Regions from separate parts of the Mus musculus genome. Here region 1 is linked to region 2. Evidence: chromatin loops called from intact Hi-C (ENCODE). Cell type or tissue: gastrocnemius. All regions are shown on one strand. Links, peaks and the distances in the headings refer to the core of each region. The heading gives the core; the rest is flanking DNA. Region 1 holds the start of Gm31384 (a long non-coding RNA gene). Region 2 overlaps Gm26544 (a long non-coding RNA gene).

What was found. Hi-C counts contacts between places; a loop is a spot of excess contacts. Peaks named below come from ENCODE experiments on the same cell type or tissue, not always from the same donor. Only the 100,000 strongest peaks of a DNase experiment are listed, where the experiment ranks them.
Region 1: it touches region 2 in a loop (7-fold over the local background); 3 of 42 quality-filtered maps call a loop at or near these places.

Annotation. Positions count from the first base shown.
Region 1 is chr3:116,089,120-116,094,509 of GRCm38, forward strand. Gm31384 (a long non-coding RNA gene) reads left to right here and starts at 4,474. Exons shown (of 3, transcript XR_375970.2): 1 at 4,474-4,589. In gastrocnemius, for the core only: no CTCF peak of the experiment used is centred there; a DNase peak (open chromatin) is centred at 2,772.
Region 2 is chr3:116,150,759-116,156,148 of GRCm38, forward strand. Gm26544 (a long non-coding RNA gene) reads left to right here. Exons shown (of 6, transcript XR_375975.2): 1 at 1-30. Among named protein-coding and RNA genes, the nearest start is that of Gm26544, 3.0 kb to the left of the region's middle. In gastrocnemius, for the core only: no CTCF peak of the experiment used is centred there; no DNase peak of the experiment used is centred there.

The DNA.
Region 1 (5,390 bases), core at 204-5,203, 62 kb before region 2:
GTGTCTGGCAAGTGATGAATGGGTAACCAAAGTGTGATAAATGGTTTAGTCATACAATCCTCTTAACAAACAGGGTCTTCCTGTGTAGCACTGGATGACCTGGAACTTGCTACATACACCCAGCTAAACTTGAACTCACAGAGATCTGTCTGCATCTGTTTCCTACATAACTGGGTTGCGTACATATACTGCCACATGTGGCTGGCTCAATTTGCTTGTATAAAAAGGAATAATAAATTTATAGTATGGAAGAAATTTAAAAATATATATTTAATAAAATAACTTAAAATAAAGAAAAACAACTACTGTATGGTTCTACATATAGGAGAATTTTAGAGTAGAGAAAGAAACATATTTGAGTTTATCATGGGTTGAAAGGAACGGTGGAATGGCAAGGTATAGCTTACTGCTTGCTTATAGGGGGGGGGGTTGGGTGTGCTGAGATGTTCAGAAAATTAATAGCAGCAATGGTTGCACAGCATCCCACACGTGTTTAGTGAAACCGAACTGTGCACTTACAGCAGTTAAAGTTGTCTGGCTTATGAATTCTACTTCAAAGAAAATATTTAAAGAGACAAGTTTTTAAAAAGGAAAACACAGAGAGCATCTTTAGATAATCAAGAACAGAGCCACTATGTTGTCAGTTTCTGTGTATGGGAAGACGTATCAGAGGGAAGACGTATCAGAGGAAGTTCAGTTTGAAAGGAAATAACGCAGAACAGAAATCTGGATGGGAAGGAAGGAAGTTTAAAAATCTTTAGATATTTTTGTAAATGCAAAATTTGTCTTTTCTTAATTTCTGTAAAAGATATTTGACTTAAAATATTTAAGGTGCATTTGAGGCTCAAAACACTGTAGCAGTAAAAGGCATGGCAACTTTAGCATAGGTCATAACGCAAAAGTGAGATAGTAAATCTATATAGGCTGACAGACTGAGGGTGCCTATTGAAATTTCTAGACAAACTACAAATTACCATGATAATGGAGAGGTTGTTCAGCTCAAGAAAAGACAAAGGAAATAAAAAAGAAAGCAGCAAGGCAAACACCAAATAATAAATGGATTTAAATCCATTTAAGCATTCCAAAACTTAAGTGACTTACAATGAAAAGCTATGTTAAAAGGCAGATAGCCTTTTGAGCTCTAAGCCACACATTTTAGAAGACACAAAATTTAAATATAAGGATGTTTAAAAAGAAAGGTCAGAAAACTGCACCAAAATAGGAAAGTGTAGTATATTTTACCAGTCTTCTATTAATGCCCAAGAAAAGTTTTCAAGAGGTTGCAGAGATGGTTTATGGATTAATATTGTAGTTCTCTTCCAGAGGACACTGAGCCAGCTCCCAGCACCCAAGTCAGGGCACTAAGAATTGTCTGTAACTCCAGCTCCAGGGGCTCCGAAACCCTCCTTTGGATGCCACAGAGACCTGCCCTCACATGTGGACATACCCACACTCATACACTCATGATTGAAAATAAAATTAATCTTTAAGAAGAAAAAAGAAAAGAGTCATTAGAACAAGGGATGTCACCAGAGATGAGGGCATTTCATACTGATAAAAAGATCAATTAGCTAAGAAAACCCAACATCTCTAATGTATATGTTCATAACAACAGAGTTTCAAAGCAACATAAAGCAAAAACTAATAGAACTGAAGTACTAAACAAATATTTTATTTTCACATGTGCTAGATTCAGTTTGTATTAAAACAAATATTTTTTGTATCTCTGGGTCCGTGGATTGGAAGACTGAATGTCGTTAACAGATTGTAGTTCCCTACACTGAGGTGAATATTCATGGAAATCTCTTAAATTCTAAGCAAGCTCATTCTTAATTTGGTAGAAACTGATCAGCTGAATCTAAAACTTATGTGCAAATACACAAAACTTAGCATATAAATCTTAGGAATAAAATAGTAGCTATACAGATTTCAAAACTTATTATCTTATTAAAATACCATGTAATAAAAGTAGTACTGTTGAAAATATAAATGCATCAGTGGAACTGGGTAAAGAAGAGAAAAATAAGAAATGGATTATTTTTAAAATGTCAATTGAATTTTGACAAGTCACCAATCCAATCCAATGGAGAAAGACATTCCCCCTCCCAACACATGTTACTGTAACATTGAGAAATTTATATAGATAAAAACATAAATCTGGGCGTGGTGGCACATGCCTTTAAACCCAGCACTCGGGAGGCAGAGGCAGGTAGATTTCTGAGTTCGAGGCCAGCCTGGTCTACAGAGTGAGTTCCAGGACAGCCAGGGCTATACAGAGAAACCCTATCTCAAAAAACAAAAAAACAATCAAACAAACAAATCTTAACTGCTATGATACATGATCCATAAATATCTGAGATGGCTGACAGGACTGAACTAAAATGCTTAATACTCTAGAAACCTACTGGGAATAAAACATTGGAAGCATCTCTGTGACTTTTAGGAACACAAAGGCCTCTTAGGACTCTAAAAGCAATAGTCATAAAGAAAATTTGTTGTAGTCTATGAATATTAAGAATTTCATCTCACAATAAAACACTAACAAAGCAGAAGTGTACGGCAGAGACTGGGAGAATTTATTCTCAAATGTGTATCTGGCAAATGGCTTATTTCTAGGTCATATGAAGCAACGCTTTAGTTGGGCCTGGGAGATAACTCAGTGGTGAAGAGCACCAGCTGCTCTTCCTGAGGACTGTGGTTTAGTCCCCAGCACCCACCGGTGGCTAAGGACCATCTGTCACTACAGTTCTACGGGAGCTGCTGCCCTCCTCTGGCCTTTCTTGGCATTGCACACACGTGGTGTCAACATTTTCATAAACACACTTTTCACACACGTTCATGCATATTTTCTATTTCCTCACCTGCCTCTCACTCCCAAAATCATGACTACAAAGCACCTAGCTGTCTTGACAGTACTTGGCAAAGCTCCCCAGTGGCCTCTTTGCTGTCAAAGGTCTGCTGTTTGATCAGTTTCACTGAGGCAAATGGTATAAAAATTTTTGCCTGTAATTTGCTGATTATAGCTCATCTGTTTTTTTTTAAAATCCTCACTCCAGTCTCTGAATTTATCTACAAAACTGACATCTTTGTTCATACAATCCAGGGGCTGGCTGTCATTGGACCATGCTTACTATCTACCTTGTTACTATTATCTCCTATTTGCCTTTGTCAGATTCCAGATCTGGGGCCCTTAGATGTTTCTTCTACTTCTCTTATCGTCTCCCTTGTTTTCTAGGTTGAATCTATCACCAGGTTTCATTAATTCTTTTTTCTAATGTCCTCACATCCACCTTCTGTCTCTGATATGCTCTGTCCTAGAACTTGACTAACTTCTGATTGTGCTGAGAACATAGCTAGAGAGTAGCTCGCAGCCTCCTGTAAGATTAAACTCATCACTTATAGCGACTTACAATCCCTGGTTTGTGCCATTGGTACAAACATAAAGAGACACCTGGTTATCATTTCCATGGGACCAGGTACCCTTCCCAGCATGGGCATGTCTCAGACGGGAAGAGTCTACTTAGAAGAATAGTAAAGGAAGTAGCCTGGAATATCCATCTTCCTGCCTTAAGGATTTCATAAAAGGAAAGGAATGTCTTTCTTCGCAGGCCAGAAAGCTAAGCGCTTCCATAAACTAGACCCACTCTTACATCTCATGGAGACTCTCATCTGAAAGTAGAAACTTGGCTATACAGAGGAGATAAGATAAAATAAACAGTGTGTGTGTGTGTGTGTGTGTGTGTGTGTGTGTGTGTGAGAGAGAGAGAGAGAGAGAGAGAGAGAGAGAGAGAGAGTTCCAAGCCCCAATCATCTGTCTCTGCCTTTCTCAGGGTTTAGTATTCTGGGCTCAAGGAATTCCTGTCTCCCCAAAGGAAGTGTTTTCTTTTATCTGCAAGGACTTTCTTTACCAGCAAAAGGATGGATCTACCCACTTCTAACTTGAAATGTTGACTATAAGGTTCTTCTTCATCCCTTCACTGGGAGTAACACATTCTCTTTCAGGAACCAGTTTACATCTCAAGCCCTTTCTATGGAATTCCTGGAGTGACCTAAAGGAAAGGCTGGGTTTGTCTCACTTCCTTGGATAAACGCGAGAGGAAATGAATTATTCTCATAATAGCTTAAATTTTTGGTAAGCCTGTATCAGGGGCTACTTCTGTTCTCATGAAATCGGACACTGTTCACGTGGTACTCCTTTGAGTGTTGGCTGTGATCGCTCTGCCTTAAACGCCATGCATCTTCTTTGACAGGCTTGTCCATCATGTCAATGATGTCTTGGGCTGTATGAAGTGATCTATCAAAACGTTTGAAAATAATCCTTCATTATATTAGAACTTTGAACTCCATCTTTCCAAGCTTCACTAATGATTACAAGATTTCATTCTTACTACCACGTGTTTAAAAGATCATATCCTGTCTTCTGATTTTGACAGGAATAGATAAATCTGTAAGCCAGATGCCTTGATTCTGACTACTTGGCCACTCTTCAATCTTTACATTGCTGCCTCTCAGCATCCAACACCGTGAACCTTGCAGAGTTCTTCCTTGCACCTCTCTGAGATCTTGCCTACTCCTGATCTCTTCAGTGGGTAAGTCTTCACCAGCTGAGATTCAAATATTATTTTAACTTTCTTCAGGCTTGCGCCTAACTGATGAGAGCAGTCATGCGAAGAACAAGTGCTTTCCGTTGCAAGCGCTTCAGATTTCCTCACCAAGATTCCCCTTGTTTTGAAGCCACCTTCAGCAAGTGGGTTTTAGTAGTGTTTGTTGGCTGTTCTCAGCCTGCTCTGTCACATCCTGGGTAAAGATGTGAATGAATGTTTTTCGTGGGGTCAATCTGGCAATATGTACTTAGATTAACACTCTTGATTTTTTTTTTGCACTCTCTACTTATGCTCCCTGCTCCCCTCAACTACAACTAAAGCCAGCACTACTTCTTCTTATTCTCCCTTGAGACAGAATCTCACTGTGTACCCCAGTCTAGCATAGAACTCTCTTTACAGCTCCAACTGTCCTTAAACTCAATTTTCTCCTGCCTCAGCCTATGCTGGGGTTATAATCATGTCCCTCCGTACCACAGCTACTTTTTTTTCTTTATATGAGAAACCATTTCTGCTGGCCCAATCTCTTATCTCACACATATCTTCTTTACAGATATTACGTGAGTACTACTCCAAAAACACCCCAATTCAAAAGCTTTGAGAGAATCTTCTATACCCATCAAGCAACATTCATGTATCTTAGGTTTGTAAGCTTATCTGTAGGGTTTTGCTAAGTAACTGATACCCGAGGACCTAGCCTACTGTGGAAGGCATTATTCCAGGGAGGGTTTGCGTGTCCTGAAGCATACACAAGTCAGGAGGTCAAGCTAAGCACAGCCAAGCAAGTGT
Region 2 (5,390 bases), core at 90-5,089:
TGATCATCATCACAAAGCTGAGAACACAAGGTATGACTAGGAACTTCTTATACGCATGCTTTTGTGTCCCTTTATGGACATACTTCGCAGATAGGAAAATAATCACGCTTCATTTGGTACCTTTCTCACCTTCTCTGACTCCTGGTCCAGCTTCTCATTGCTTCAAGGTTGAGGGCAGTAAGGCTGACATCAAATCCAGTCTATCACAGTGGATCATAACGCATGCCCGTGTGCTCCAGTCTGACCTTGCTGTGCTAACTTTATATCCATCTTTCCTTTCTGATCGCCTTCCTGGAAGACTTCCAACTCCAGCCCTCAGACATAAATAAAGATAGTAACCTAACAGAAACGCATTCAACCTAAGAGGTCCCTTATCTACACAGTGAAGTTAATACAAAACACAGACGAACTTTCTTTTAATGAATGCCTATATTGACACAGAACCCTTCCGTGAAGAGTGATGAAGGGTATGAAATTTCCCCTGTAAGCCAGTAATCAGTCTGCATGGGTCACAGACACTGGAAGAGAACACATAACTTCTGGGCCAGGGACAAACATAGCAATGGGCAAGGATCAACATTTAGTTCACTTAGCTCCTGAGTCTTGGTTCACCCAGGCTCTGCAAAGTGATGTAAAAAGAAGCGCACCATGCTAGACGGTAATCTTGCTTATCCTTTGCCCTGGGAGGATGAACTGCTGTCCAGAACGCCACAGCATCTTCCCCACGTTTTGTTTAAATTTCTCTTTTGTGTGTAGCATACCCATGCACCCGTGGAAGTCAGAATTGACAGCAGGATTCCTCGTTCTCTATTCACCTTACTTGTGCACACAGTCCCTCAAAACCCATTTTGTCTAAGCTGAGTGGCCAGCAAGTGCCTGGGACCCACCCCCACACCTACGCCCAGCACTAGAATTACAGGTGTCTACAACAATGCCTGGCTCTTACCCGGGTTCTGAGAACTTGAACTCGGGTGTTCACTAGTGTGACCCGAGTGCTTTTACCCGTGAAACCATCTCCCAGCCCTTTCCTCCGTGTGTGTGTGTGTGTGTGTGTGTGTGTGTGTGTGTGTGTGTATATTTGTGTTTGTGTTTAAGCTTGAGAAAAAAATTAACATGCCAAGCTGAGATACAAAAATTGTAAAACAAATCCAGTAACCACTCAATGGGATGAAGTTTGCAATGAATGGCAGTGTGGAACATGCCTGATGGGATTAGAGGTGGTTAGACCCTGTGTGGGGTGGGGGTGGGATGGCGGGGGAGGGGGAGGAGAGGATAAGGAACTAACTAGAGGACACTGAACAAAAAACGTTTCCAAAATGAAGCTCAGAAGAGGGAGAAAACTAAAAAGATGTAAACGAAGATCCAGTAAACAGAAGGGAAACTTGGAACAGCTTAATGAATATGTATGTGAAAGAGTGCTTCTGTAGAAAAGGAGAGAAATGAAATAGAATAATATTTTAAAAATAATAATTATTGAATTTGGGTACAATCATAAGCAAACAGGCCCCAAAGTAATTGCTTAATTTTAACTCATTGATTTAAGGTTGCACGATATGGCATCTGGTGAAGGACTACAAAAAGTCTTTAAGCCTGACACATGCCTATAGGCTTAAAATTACCAAAGACAATTTGCTTTAGAACATGTGTCAGTTGTGTACCGTAATCAAGAAGGCTGCCATAAACATAAAAGAAAACATTGAAAGTAAGAGAACACAAACTAGAAGTAACGTTAGCAGGAAAATAAGCTTCCAGAGAAAGTCAGCCAAAGCAGATTTCAGAAAAAGGAATGCTACACGCAATACAGAAAGTCACTTCACCTCCAGGAAAAGAGTAATTAATAAAGAGGCCCAGCACCTTCCAATGTCTAGGGTGCAATGAAGCTAAGAACTGAAGGACACCCGACTGCGCAATTACACTCAGATGGTTCTGTAGTCCCCAACCAAGAATAGACACAAGTAAACAAGTAGAAATAGAAAAGACTGGAACAACCCTTGATCTTCTCCATATTTGTAATACATGGACTTTACCAATAGACACTATATTTTAGATAATTAAACAGATGCAAATTAATTTAAAATTATTCAAATCATTTTAACTATCCTTTTGAACCAAAGAACAAATAAATTAGGAATTGGTAAGATACCTACAAGATTCTCAAATGCCTGGGAACTTATATTTTACTTCTTATTACTCAACTGGTCACAGAAAAAAATTGATGAGAAAGAAAATAAAATGTTTTAAATGGAATAAACATTAAGATATCATTTGATGGTACTTGGGCAGTTTTTATAGTGTAGTATCTACAGTGTTACAGAGGGTACAGTTTAAGAAAACACTGAAAGACTAGCATAAACAACTTCACAGCCAATACATTTGATAGTTTAGATGGAAAACAACAAATATCTTGTAAGATGTGAACAGCCAAATACTCATGAAGGAGAAACAGATAAATAAAAAATCTGTAAAGAAGCCATTTGGTCCAAAGTATCTTTTAAAAAAATGGTATCAATTTTATACAAATTTACACAATTTTACACTCTTCCTGAAAACTGGAGAGGCAAGCAGTTTACAATTAACTTGTTGTAGAAAGCCAGCATGACCCTGGCATTAAGAGAAAAGTCTATACACACTGTGAAAAGGAAAGCCATAGACAATGTCTCTCATAAACATACATAACAGATCACATCAACAAGATATAAAAGACAGTACTTTGTGCTCTTCCCTGAAATTCCAAATTGACTTAACATTACAGATTAAATACCCTAATTGATCATATTAAAAACTAAAGATGAAAAATGTTCGTGGCACCCTCTACATATATTCCTAAATTAAATGAAAACATTGAGGAAATCTCCCTAACTTAAGGTTAGCATCATAATTAGTAATGAAATATATGTAATTTTCCTATAACATCAGAAAAAAAACTAAGACATATATTTTCATTATTTTTATTCCACATTAAAATAGAGGTCTCTGTCAATAAACTGAGGAACAAGAAGGGGTAAGAAGTTAGACACATTTGAAAGAAGTAAAGTTATTTTTATTCATGCATGACATCATAATCGATGTAGAAAATTCTATGCAATGTGAAAATAGAGCAAATGAGTGGGAGCTATGGGGTTGTGGTAAGATCAATGTACAAAAATTAACTTTGTTTCTGTTTCCGTACACTGGAAATGAATAATTGGGATTAATATAGAAAAAGAAAACCATTTGCAATATCATAAAACTGTTATATTAGGTATGAATCTTACCAAGATACAAAAGCCCTATAGATGGAAAACTATAAAACATTGCTGAGAAATTATATTTTTGAAAAGATATAATGAAACGGAAAGATCTATGTTATCCATTAGTCTGCATGTGTATTAAGATGTCAGTTTGTCCTGAATGACTTAAGTTGAATTTCAATAAAAATCTCAGCAGGTGGTTTGTTAAAACCAAGGAGGTGTTGATTCTAAACTTTTTATGGAAGTATAAAATGGTTTTGCAAGAAGTAACAAAGTCAGAGGGCTAATGCTATCCATTTTGAGACTTAGTAGGAAGTTACAATAATCATAGACACCTTTTAAAACTACCTCACATGGAAATAAATCATAGACTGAAGAACTTATTAAAACATATTTCTATCTAGGAGAAGAAGCAAAACAATGAAAATAGTAATAAAAAACCAAAATTTCAAAAACATTTAAATAGAATTGAAATTAAAATCAAGAAAATACTGTGGCAATAAAAGACAAAAAAATTACATTTTTTAAAACAAGAAAAGGAGATACAACTGTAAGGTGCTTATATAGAGGAAATTAGTATGTTCAAGCAAAACACCTAAAGAGCAAAGCCAGAACACATGGCTGGGTGAGGTGGTGCACGCCTTTAATCCCAGCCTTTAATCAGGAGGCAGGGACAGAAGACCTCTGTCTGAGGCCAGCCTGGTCTATGAGGGAGTTTCAGGATGGCCAGGGCGACATTTTGTTGAAACAGAAAACAACTTTCAAATGGCTAAAGGGTAATTTTATTTCACCACAGACAAGAGATAAAATGTTTTTTAAGGAAAAGAAAGTAGAAGTTATGAAGTCTGGGAGTAGAAATACATTTTAACATGGCGGCAGTCTTAGTGTTGTTTAACATGGCGGCAGTCTTAGTGTTGTTTAACATGGCGGCAGTCTGTCTTAGTGTTGTTATGGAGGGGGCTGTGCCTGAGCAGAGTGTGCGGGATATCTCCTTCCTCACAACGTTTCTGTGAACCTAAAGACTCTCCAAAATAGCATCTAAAATAAATTTCAGGGCTGGAGAAATAGATGAAGGGCTAAGAGAACTTGTTTTAGAGAGCCTGAGTACAATTCCCAGCACCCATGTTGGGCCACTCACAAGTTCATGAGTTTCCAACTTGAAGGGGTCTGAGGCCCTCTTCTGGCCTTTGTGGGCACCTGCACACATGTAGCACTCGCGTGTACACACACACACACACACACACACACACACACACGAATAAAACAATAAATCTTTTAAAAATACACTTCAATACAATGAAATCATCATTTGTGTATCTCGAAGACATGTATTTTCTCATCACCATGCGAGCAGAATCAACAAGCCCTCTTTAAAGACACCATGGTTCATAGAGGTCATAGAACTTGACCAGGTCTCCCTATCGGAGCTGATTTTGATCTCATAGCTATTAAGCACTAATACATCAGTTGTACACTGAAACTACATTAGCCAGATAAAACACATGCAATGACACTTAACCGAGTAGTAAATAGACACATGGAAAGACTTCAACCTAGGAAGGAAATGGCTCCTTAAGTCCTTAAGGAGGTATGGAGGATGGAAGGAAACACTTAGAGATGCAGTCAGCTATCTCTGCATCTCAGAGTGAGAAACGGCAATAGAGTGCCCAGTTCTCCCAGCCAACGTTAGCCTTGTACCATTCCCTACAGTGCTCTATCTCAGCAGACATGTTATAGAACCCAAAGTGGGATTTTCCCCCCTCCCTCTCAAGGAATTTTCTCAGAAAGCCTAAAATGAAACCACATGCAGGAACAAAGAAACAGCCTTTTTTTTCCCCCAGAATTTTAATCAGCTGAAGTTGGAGACTGTGTTCTTCTGTGGGTCTATCAGGGGCAATCAGGAATGTTCCACTGTACATCGTATCGAAAAGTAGCCATGGTAAAAGAGGATCCAGAAGTTTTGTAGGTACAGTTGCTTTAAACATGTGAAAGGTGGGGCTGGAGATCCGGCTCAGCAGTTAAGAGCACTGGCTGCTCTTCCGGAGGTCCCAAGTTCAAATCCCAGCAACCGCATGGGGCTCATAACCAGCTATAGTGAGAACTGGTACCCTCTTTGGATGTGCAAGCATACGTACAGACAGTACACTGTAGTATACAGAG